Linked DNA regions of Homo sapiens: region 1 is linked to region 2. Evidence: chromatin loops called from intact Hi-C (ENCODE). Cell type or tissue: GM12878. All regions are shown on one strand. Links, peaks and the distances in the headings refer to the core of each region. The heading gives the core; the rest is flanking DNA. Region 1 overlaps TRPC5 (transient receptor potential cation channel subfamily C member 5). Region 2 overlaps TRPC5 (transient receptor potential cation channel subfamily C member 5).

Evidence for each region. Peaks named below come from ENCODE experiments on the same cell type or tissue, not always from the same donor. Only the 100,000 strongest peaks of a DNase experiment are listed, where the experiment ranks them.
Region 1: a loop joins it to region 2, with 2.9 times the contacts of the local background. A loop is called at or near these places in 4 of 110 quality-filtered maps.

What each region holds. Positions count from the first base shown.
Region 1 is chrX:111,866,491-111,871,874 of GRCh38, reverse strand. The region is part of intron 3 of TRPC5 (transient receptor potential cation channel subfamily C member 5); the gene reads left to right. Among named protein-coding and RNA genes, the nearest start is that of TRPC5OS, 7.0 kb to the left of the region's middle. RefSeq lists a silencer at 3,026-3,075. In GM12878, for the core only: a CTCF peak has its summit at 2,117 (motif pointing left); DNase peaks (open chromatin) are centred at 1,944 and 2,814; H3K27ac peaks cover 784 bases.
Region 2 is chrX:112,023,779-112,029,162 of GRCh38, reverse strand. The region is part of intron 1 of TRPC5 (transient receptor potential cation channel subfamily C member 5); the gene reads left to right. Among named protein-coding and RNA genes, the nearest start is that of TRPC5, 56 kb to the left of the region's middle. RefSeq lists an enhancer at 3,012-3,071. In GM12878, for the core only: no CTCF peak of the experiment used is centred there; a DNase peak (open chromatin) is centred at 3,182.

The sequences.
Region 1 (5,384 bases), core at 86-5,085, 160 kb after region 2:
TGACCCAAACACCTTTCACTAGGCCCTACCTCCCAATACCACCACACTGGGGATCAAATTCAAAATTAGTTTTAGTGGGGACAAACAAACCATGCCCAAACCATAGCACATAGAGTGTGTCAAATCACATATACAGTCACTTCAAGACTACATATCCAGAAGTGACAATTCTACATCTCGTAAGTCATAATGATGAAAAGAACTAACATTTATTGAGTGCTTTCTTGTTTAGTTCCTATAGTAATCCATCATGAAAAATAATAACACTGGCTTCCTAGTTGCCAGGCATTTAATTAACTCTCTTAATCCTCATAATGACCTCATGCCATGAGTTACTATTGTAATCCTCATTTTGCCGATGAGGAAACTGAGGGCTGGAGAGGTTAAGTAACTTGCCCAAGGTAATCCAGCCAGGGAGTGGTGGGGCTGGAATGTGAACCCCAGGTCAGTCTGTCTGACTGCAGAGACCAATCTCCTAACCCTACCACACTACCTTATTAGAAACATCTTTGAGCATGCAGCCCACATTATCCTGTTATGATAAAAAAAAAAATGCATGAAAATGCCTGCTTCCATCTATTTGGTGTTGAGAATGTTTCAAAGCACTTTCCCATCCCTGATGCATTTGATCTTCACAACAGTCCTGTGAGGAAGACAGGCATAGGCAACACCACCATTACATAGATAAAGACCAAACACAAAAGCTTGCCCCAAGTCCCACTCCACAAATGAGAGACCAAGCCAGAGTCAGAGTTCAATGTACAGTATACATTTTCAAAATGTGTTCTTTGGTATAGCTAGGGATTAAGTCTCCTCCACCTCCTTCATTCTGATTTCATCCTGAAGATTTGAAAGGAAGTGGGCAGCCCACAGCAGGTCATTAAACCCTCCAGCCAAGCTTTCCTATAAATGTAAAAACTACTTGAGTATACCTCACTTTGTCTTCCACATACCCCAACCCTTCAGGATCTGCAGTACCTGACCACATCCTGTGTCTTGAAAGAAAAAAAATGAGGGACCTTGACCCTTAAAAACTGGACACACTGAAGGTATGAACATATCTCATTGTGGATTTCTCACTTTAAAAACATTTATTGGACAATTACAGGTCCAAAATTCCAAAACCCACCTGGCAGGTGAGCAATACTCACCTGGCAGGGGAGATATCATGATCACCAAGCCCACCAAGTTCTGAAAACCAAAGTTTTTAAAAATAAATTCCCTATCAAACCTCTCATATGGCAGCAAAACCTGACATGCACTGATGGGAGGCAATTTATGGTGTTTATTTATCCCATTGCATCTAAGCATGCCCAGGTTTCACTGCTGAAAATTTATTGTGTTTGATTATAGTAGGGTTGCCAGATAAAACATAGGACATAGTTAAATTTAAATTTCAGATAAATAATGAATAATGTTTTTGTATAAGCATGTCCCAAAATTATAAGGGGCATTTAGTTATACTAAAACATTTTTGCTGTTTAGCTGAAATTCAAATTTAATTGGGCATCCTGTATTTTTATTTGCTAAATTTTGGAACTCTAATTATGGGTGCTGCCTGAAACCTCACTGGGAGTGTTATCTAATATATGGCATAGACAGCATATTACTGTTCTAAAATCTGACAAATTTAGAATTCCAAAACAAATCTGTCCCCAAGAGTTTTGTAAAAGGGATTGTGGACCACTGGACCTATAGCATCCTCCCAGCACTGGGCTTGGTACTTCATGGGGACTCAGCTCCCAAAGAGCAACAACCTCTCAAAGAATTATCCCATCACAATGCCTTGCCTCTTGAGCTTTCATTAGATTTCCCCTCTGCTGTCTTTCATAGGTCATTAGCATGCTTTCTGCTTTGATATATTTATTCTTCAAGGTATTTCCCCTCTAGTGTCCTGATTTAAACTAGTAGGACTGCAACCCACAGCTGACCTAACCACACTTTCTATGATTTCTTACTTGGCTTTAGTGAGTTTCCAGCCTCTCCTGTTCAATTGCTCTGACATGCTATGTCACTTTCTTCCTTCCTGGTAAGAAGCTTTCCAACACAGACTCCCCTTTACTTCCAGAACTCTCCTCTGTAGTAGGCAGTGAGCTCCTACCACCCTCTGCTGCCATCTCATGGCTAGGATAAGCCATTGCATTAGTCTTAATTCTGTTGCACTAGTTCTTTTTAGAGTCCATCACCGCCAACACAGAATTATAACATCTGCCAGGAAACCCCATTGGGCTAATTCTGACTGCTGTATGCACTTGCAAATGGAAAATTATACTTTAAAAAAATATGCGTTCTAAAACAGTTTTCAACCTCCTCCTTCAACCTAGCCTCACCTTCCTCCATTTAGTTCTAAGTAGTGAGGCTTAGCCCTAGTTTGAAATGAAAGATAGGGCTTCCAGTTGACTGATTTTGTGAGTCTGCACCTGTGTTGCCATTGATATTGGCAGCCCAGCTTGGGAACTAAGTCTGCTAGCTAATTGCAACAACAGAGCCAGCTTAGAACAAAATGTCTCAGTAATCCTTGGGTAAGAACATATCTTCTTTTTAAAAAATAAAACTAGCCATGGATTAGTGATCTGAGTGATTAAATATTAAACTGTGCTAGACAGAGAGTACATGTAAAAGGTAGGGGCTATTTCCAATCATTATCTGGACCTAAACTTTTGTCAAAACCTATTTCTTGATCTCAAATGTCTGCTGCAGTGGTTTACAAAAAAAAAAAAAAAATGCTGCACTGCTTAATGAAAGTATGACTCAGCAAGCTCACTACAATGGTGAGGGAAGAAAGGTGCTTGAACATTTCTTCCTCTTCGGGAACTTTTGCATTGCCACTGATTTCCCCTTTTGGGCGTTTTTCTCCTCTTCAGAGCCCAGCTTGATTGGCAACTAAAAACAAAACTCATTCTCTTGAGGGTCATTCCTGTAGAGGCGGGTTTTTAAACACATCCTTAACACACAACCGGACTATCTTCTGAAGAACTGAAATCTAACACAGTACACATTGGGCCCATTTCTATGTGCAGCCATTCACTGAAGGGAGTAGGATGCAGTTCTTAAAAGATCAGTAGACTTTTTCAAACCTCCCAGAAAGGCCCTTACCTCAGATCTTACTATAGCCAGTAACTGCTGTTTCTTCCTGATCCTCACCTTCTCCTCTGGTATAGGGGACGACTCATTCTCACCCTTCAAATTTTCTTTTCCTCTAAATGGACTAAAGGAAGAAGTGTTTACAGCTGTAAGTCTCCCAGCTCAAAGTCAGCTGATTTCTTTTAGGAAACATGGGAACATAACTCATTGCCAATTACTTTAGAGAACCACAGACCTATACTGCTTTATAAACCTCTGAATATTAAACATGTGTCAAGGTGACTTTTCTTTCAGTCTCACCTATTGCACTTTTTTGTACACACCTAAAAACTTAAAATAATCTGAAAATAACCAGTTAGGTGACTTAACTGTGAAACTGACTTGTTTTTATCCTAATGCTTTTCTTGCTGATAGCTTTCCCAGCAGGGAACAGGGTGGACTGAGCAGGGTAACAAAGATATTTCTCCTCTGACCATTGTCCATTCCTAATGGAGCCACTGGAAGCTTACTGCTGTGGCTTTTCTCTACCTCACAGCCTGGCTTATTTCTCAAAAGCCCATCCCCACGACCAGATCCTCTGCTTCTATGAGGGGACTTTCCCTTTTTTTTCATTGCCTCCTCAAGGAGTGGTGACTCAATTAATTATCAGGGAGGTCTATCTGTACCTCATTATTCTTAAATGAGCACTTAAGTACAATGTTTGACATCCAGTAGTCACTCAAATGTTAGATGTTGTTATTATTACTATTTAACCTCTCTGAGCCTCAGTTTTCTCATCTGTAAAATGGATGTAATAATAGTACAAACTTCCTAGGTTTGTTAATACATATAAACTGCTTTTAAAAGTATCCAAAACTTAGAAGGTTCTGTGTACATTTTATCTATGACTATTAAAACTTCTATTAGAGAAATAATTTAAGGACATATAGACTGCAAGGTGAAAAGAGAAACGTGTGTGTGGGTTTGGGGATGCTACGGCGGGGAAGAGTTGTGTGTGGATTATGTGTTTGAAATATGTTTTAGCGGCCGAAGAGAAATGCCCACTAGGCGTTAAACATTCAGGTGTAAATTTTAGCAGGGACGGAATGAAGAATTTTTTCACTTTAACAAAAACAGTAAATGCCTGCAAAGACCTTTGGGGGTAAGAAATGACATATATAGAAGTGTTCCTCCACTTCCTAAGCTTACCGTCTACTAAGAAGGCTGAGTCACTGATTCTACATAGAAGTACATGTAACACAAGGTAGGCTCTGAGAGGTACCACAGGGAAAAAGCAAAGTGGTATGAGCTCAAGGAGAGAGGTCACACCTCTGGCTGAAGCAATCAGGGAGGGCTTCCAGAAGGAAGTGATTTTCTGATTTCATTATTCACCGCAGCCTTTTCTTAGGACTCTAGTGCCTGCTGATTTTTTCCATCTCTGAATGCTCTAAGATCCCAAAGTGTGGTGCCTCATGACAAAGCAGTGAGCTTTTCCTAAAGCTAAATAGATCCAGATTGAATGACTGTCCTTTATTCTGTCCTTTCTTTTATAAAATGGTGGTAACAGGAGATCAAAGGGGTGTGGGCTTTTCTCATGTCCTTACTTGGCAAAACAATCTCCTGATTTGGAGAGGAGTGGCCTTAATCAGTCTGTGAGAGCCAACCATCTGGGAACCTGACATGTTTACCATCTGTACCATTTATGTGGGCGTCTGAACACAAACATTATTGTCCTGTTACTTGTTTCGCATGAGTTAGGCTAGTATCCCTTCAAAAGAGCTCCTGCAGGCCAGAATCATGGCTGGTCTCTCTTGCGATGACCCTCTCCCACAGGCCACACGGAGCTGGGCACAGAGCAGGTACTCCAAAATACTTGTTGAAAGGCCTAAACTGAATCACATTAATCTTGCACTTCCCTTGCAGTAAGCAAGTCAAATTCTATTCTGCCTTGAGTTAAGCATGTGAATCAGGCATTAAATCCTATTGATCCTTTAGACAGCTGTAGAAACAAAAGTCACATACAGTAGACTGGTGAGGGGCTGGGAAGATAATTCTCTTCACTGAATGAAAAAATTCAGAACTCTGCTGCAGTGAAATCAAAGCTATTTTGCTAGTTTTCTGGCAGAGGGGTGGTCTCTTTCCAGTAGAACCTGACATTTTTCCTATCAAGAAATATTCCTAGGAGGGGCCAAGAGCCATTGGGCCCCTCCATTGACAACACAGCTTTATGTCAAAGAAAGCCAGGGCTTTTCCAAAAGTTGTGTGCAGTAAGGAAAAAATACAATAATGTTCAGCCCTTGTCTGGGAGTATTGCAGAACTG
Region 2 (5,384 bases), core at 320-5,319:
CAGAGGCTGGGAAGGGTAACGGGGGGTTGGAGGGAGGGTGGGGATGGTTAATTGGCACAAAAAGAAAACAGAAAAAATAAGTAAGACCTACTATGTGATAGCACAACAGGGTGACAAGAGTCAATAATACATTGCGTATTTTAAAATAACTAAAAGTTGAAAGGCAAGAAGCTTTTGTCAGCAGAAAATTCAACAAATTAAAAGTTAAAAGCAACAGATAAACAACAGATGCTGGAGAGGATGTGGAGAAATAGGAACACTTTTACACTGCTGGTGGGAGTGTAAATTAGTTCAACCATTGTGGAAGACAGTGTGGCGATTCCTCAAGGATCTAGAACTAGAAATACAATTTGACCCAGCGATCCCATTACTGGGTATATACCCAAAGGATTATAAATCATGGTACTATAAAGACACATGCACATGTATGTTTATTGTGGCACTATTCACAATAGCAAAGACTTGGAACCAGCCCAAATGTCCATCAATGTTAGACTGGATTAAGAAAATGTGGCACATATACACCATGGAGTACTATGCAGCCATAAAAAATGATGAGTTCATGTCCTTTGTACGGACATGGATGAAGCTGGAAACCATCATTCTAAGCAAACTATCACAAGGACAGAAAACAAAACACTGCATGTTCTCACTCACAGGTGGGAGTTGAACAATGAGAACACATGGACACAGGGCAGGGAACATCACACACCAGGGCCTGTCATGGGGTGGGGGCCTGGGGGAGCGATTGCATTAGGAGAAATACCTAATGTAAATGATGAGTTGATGCGTGCAGCAAACCAACATGGCACATGTATACCTATGTAACAAACCTGCACGTTATGCACATGCACCCTAGAACTTAAAGCATAATTTAGAAAAAAAGAAAAAAAAAAGTTAAAAGCACTAAGTTTCATCCCAGCTTTTCTAATAACTAGCACAGCATCTTTCTGGGCCTGTGTTTGTATATAGTGAATAAGGATCTTTGAACTTGAGTATTCCTTCCAGTTTTAAACTTGCATGAAACTAATTATTCAGGCCAACAATAAAAGACAAGTCACCACTTTGCTAGCAAGAAGAAAAGAAATATGTACATGGGGATATTTGAGGGACCTTGAGAAGTCAACCAGTTTGCTTAATGCTAGGATGATTTAAGTCTGACACCTGGGATAGAGATCCCATACATTCTTTGTTGATGTTCTCTAAGGTTTTTCTCCCTGAAAGTAAGCCTCTGTGATTTATATGTACGGAATAAGTAAAGTATGCAAATATCATAAGTATATAATAGTCACTGCACTGATGCAGTGAATCAACCTATATTCTGAGACATGATGGGCTCTGCAGTATGAAATAACTTTGAGGTACTCGGCCAGGCGCGGTGGCTCACGCCTGTAATCTCAGCACTTTGGGAGGCCAAGGTGGGTGGATCATGAGGTCAGGAGATCGAGACCATCATGGCTAACACGGTGAAACCCCGTCTCTACTAAAAATACAAAAAATTAGCCAGGCGTGGTGGCGGGCGCCTGTAGTCCCAGCTACTCAGGAGGCTGAGGCAGGAGAATGGCGTGAACCCGGGAGGCGGAGCTTGCAGTGAGCCAAGATCGCGCCACTGTACTCCAGCCTGGGCGACAGAGCGAGACTCCATGTCAAAAAAAAAGAAAAGAAAAGAAATAACTTTGATGTACTCATAAAAGAGGATCCAGAAAGATAATTTGTTATTTGGTCTGAAACTTAAACATAATCTGCTCTCAGGGCTGAGGGTGTTTTCTCCTATTATCAAGCCTATGTAGTTAAACTTTGGCCCATGTATTTTGAAAGATGAAGCATAACTAAACTTACAGAACTTCCCAATCATGCACACACATGCGCATACACACACAACATACACACACACATTTTCCTTTCCTCCTAAAGGAGACAGGATCTATTTTTCAAATTATATCAGTAAGATTTGATTCAAAGAACACATGAATTATCTTCACCCTATAGGTGGAGCAATTTACCAATACTACCAAGAATAGAGCTTCTAGAAGGCCAAAACTTAGAGAAGGTCACTAAAGGGCAAGTTCAGAGTCTCAGGATCAAGGGCAGAAATGTGGTAACTGTTGCTTCTGTCTCCCTAGTCCAGGAAAAAGGCAAGAAATTTCTTCAGATGAACAGAAAACTAAATGCCTCCATGGAAGCTTGTCCTCCTTGACCCAAATTTCTTTCTTTCTTTCTTTCTTTCTTTCTTTTTCTTCTTCTTTTTTTTTTTTCATGGTCTCACTGTCACCCAGGCTGGAGTGCAGTGCCAAATATCTTAATGTAGCAATTTCTCTCCACAAGGCAATATATAATCTAGAAATTCAATGTCATACACAATCACCGCCATTAAGAAGCTTTCAATCCAGCCAGGACTCTACACATACAAATAGAAGCATTGACTATAGGGTTCCATGATGGTCAGGAATGAGAAAATCAAAATTAAAAAACAACAAGCATAGACTATAAGAACTGAAAGAGGTTAAGATAATCTAGTCCAGTGGTTTTCGTACTTTTTGGTAGAATTTTTTAGGGTTCCATAGAAGGGCCTCAAACTATTGAAAAAGAGTCTAGGGCATTTCTTTGCACCTAGGAGGCTCTAGCTTCATGACCTTCTTTTATTTAACTTTATTTATTGTTTTATTTAACTTTTACTTTATCTTATTTAGTTCTACTTATATTGTTAGCAGAAAGGGTTCCATGACCAAAACAAAATGCTTGAAAACCATAGCTCTTATTCAAATTCTTCAATTAAAATATAAAGAAATGAAGGCCCTGAAAGGGTCCAGCAATCTGTCCAAAGTTTTTCTGTAACTAGCCAAGCCATGAAGTGTTGAAGAAAAGATACATTACCTTGTGACATCTCTGCTTCTTTCAAGTGCCAAATAAGTGCTGGAGACAAATCATGTAGGTGGATACAATCACAGGGGGACTTCAGTGGACAGAGAGTGCTTCATAAGGGAGATTGGGCTTGAACTGGGCTATGACCTGTGAGGAGAGTTTCAAGAGTTGGAAGGAGGGTATCATGGCAGAAGTACAGTCTAAATGAAGGTGCAGGGGCACTGATGCATCCAGGAGTGCTCTTATAACTGTTTCTTGTGGAAACGGTATGATTATGAAAGCTGTTAAATAATATTGAGAATAACACTATTGTGTGTTTGTGTCAGGTGAGACACAATGAGGAAGTAAAACCAAAATGCTTGAAATGAAAGAAGTTTATTACTCACAGGTTCAAGAGGTTGAGGGTGCCAACAGGAGGCTAATAGGAAGCCTGGGGATAGCAGAGTGCTCAACCAGTGGATGGGGAGTGAGAAAGGGGGTATATCTGTGGGACTATGGCTTTATTAAGGTCCATGGGCATTATCTCTTAGGTTTTCCTGTGAGAATTGTGGATTGGCTAGTTTAAAGAAAACACACATGAAGAGGGATCTTATTCACATGACTCTGGTGTTCATTAGGTTTTATCATGATTACCAGCTGTGGAGTGTGCTGGGTTTGGGGTTAATGAGATGCGGAATTTGTGAACTATATTACAAACAAACACATGGAGAGTGGAAGTTTTAACTAGGTCAAAGGTGATGGGGGCATGACTAGGTTACCAATAACTTATGTCAGGCCAAAAAAAATGAATGCCAAGGCAGTGATTATATTAAACAAATTTACGACATGGTGTTAGTGACCTATGGTTCCTGCTCACCAAACATTTTGATTCTCATTCTGACAAAATCTGTTGCTACTGATCTTTTCAGAATGGTGTCTGTACTGGAGGATTCTGTCAAATCAGCTTTGGTATGAACCTTAATAAGCTATAATTTCTATAATTGGCATAACTGGCTAATTTTTCTTTTCATATCCATCAGCAAGCTTAGAGATAAAATACCAAATTTTATCCCATATACTGAAATACCATTATTTACAGTGCGTTTTGATTATCTGCAGCTAGACTTTTTTCATAATATCTGGGTACCCACTTCCAACACATAATTCTGTTTAATTGTCATGACCACAAAGACCATTCTTCCTGAAAGGCATTGTATCCCCATTTCTATTTAAAAGACACCAAAGAAAGCAAGGGGTTTGTGTTGTATTTGGTATGAATAGTTTCAGGGATGATTAACAAATGATTCTTGGCTAAAAGAAAGAAATGTTGGGAGTTGATATTATTGCATACTAGTGATGATTTAGTTGCTTTACTTTTTTAGCTTTACTATGGCATAGGCATAGAGTGAGAGAGTTCATTAGAATAATTTCTCTCTTTATTAAATGGAAGTAATCCCAGGGAGGTGACTTACCCAAAGTCATGTCACACATAAATTGAGTCAGGATTACAGGTCTCTTAATCATTCACAAAACTTCCTTTCTCTAAAATCACCCTAATTTGAAATATTTTCTGAAGTCTAGTAAGACTGCTTGAGACTTTCTTTCATCTTTTCTTGTGCTGTTCATGGAGCAGCACAACTTGACTGTGGAAGGGTAGGTGTATTAGTCAGGGGCCTCTGCAGGCACTTATTAAAAAATTGACTTGCATGATTATGGGGGCTGAGAGTCCCAAGACCTGCAAGCTGGAGACCTAGGAAAGCTGATGGTATAGTTCTAGTCTAAGTCTGAAGTCCTGAAAACCAAGAGAGCTGATTGTACAAGTTCTGGCCCAAAAGCCACAGGCTTGAGATCCAAGAAGAGCTGATATTTCAGTTCAAGTCTGCAGGTAGGAAAAGACTGATGTCCTAGTTCAAGTAGTCAGGCAGGAAGGGTCCCCTCTTACTCTCAGAAGGGTCAGCCTTTTGTTCTATTCAGGCCTTCAATTCATTGCATGAGGGCCATCCTCATTAGGTAGGGCAATCTGCTTCACTCAGTCTACCAATTCAAATGTTAATCTCACTCCAAAACACCCTCACAGACACACCCAGAATAATGTTTGACCAAATATCTGGACACTCTATGGCCCAGTCAAGTTGACAGATAAAATTAACCATCACAGTCAAGATGAGGGAAACTCTTCTTTTTGTAAAGGGAGATAGAACTTGGGAAATCATTAGTCTTCTGTCCTTCCACTCATAGAATGACCAGCATCTCCAAGCAGGCAGGTTCATTTTTAAGATGATTTAAAGGTGGATGAAGCTTCCAAGACCAGAGTTCCTATAAAAGAGATTTCTAGAGATTGAAGGCACCATTTCCCTAACTCTATAAATGAGGGAGGGGTGTAATATTGCTAGTTGGAACTGCTCTCACCCCCTTTTCAATTTTTATGTATTTGGGCTGATCTCACCATGCATTTTTCCCTCTGCTGGGGTTTGGGCAGAGTTTGGAGTAGCAAATATATGAGGATATTCAGCAAGGGAACCATAAGCCATGGAAAAACATGG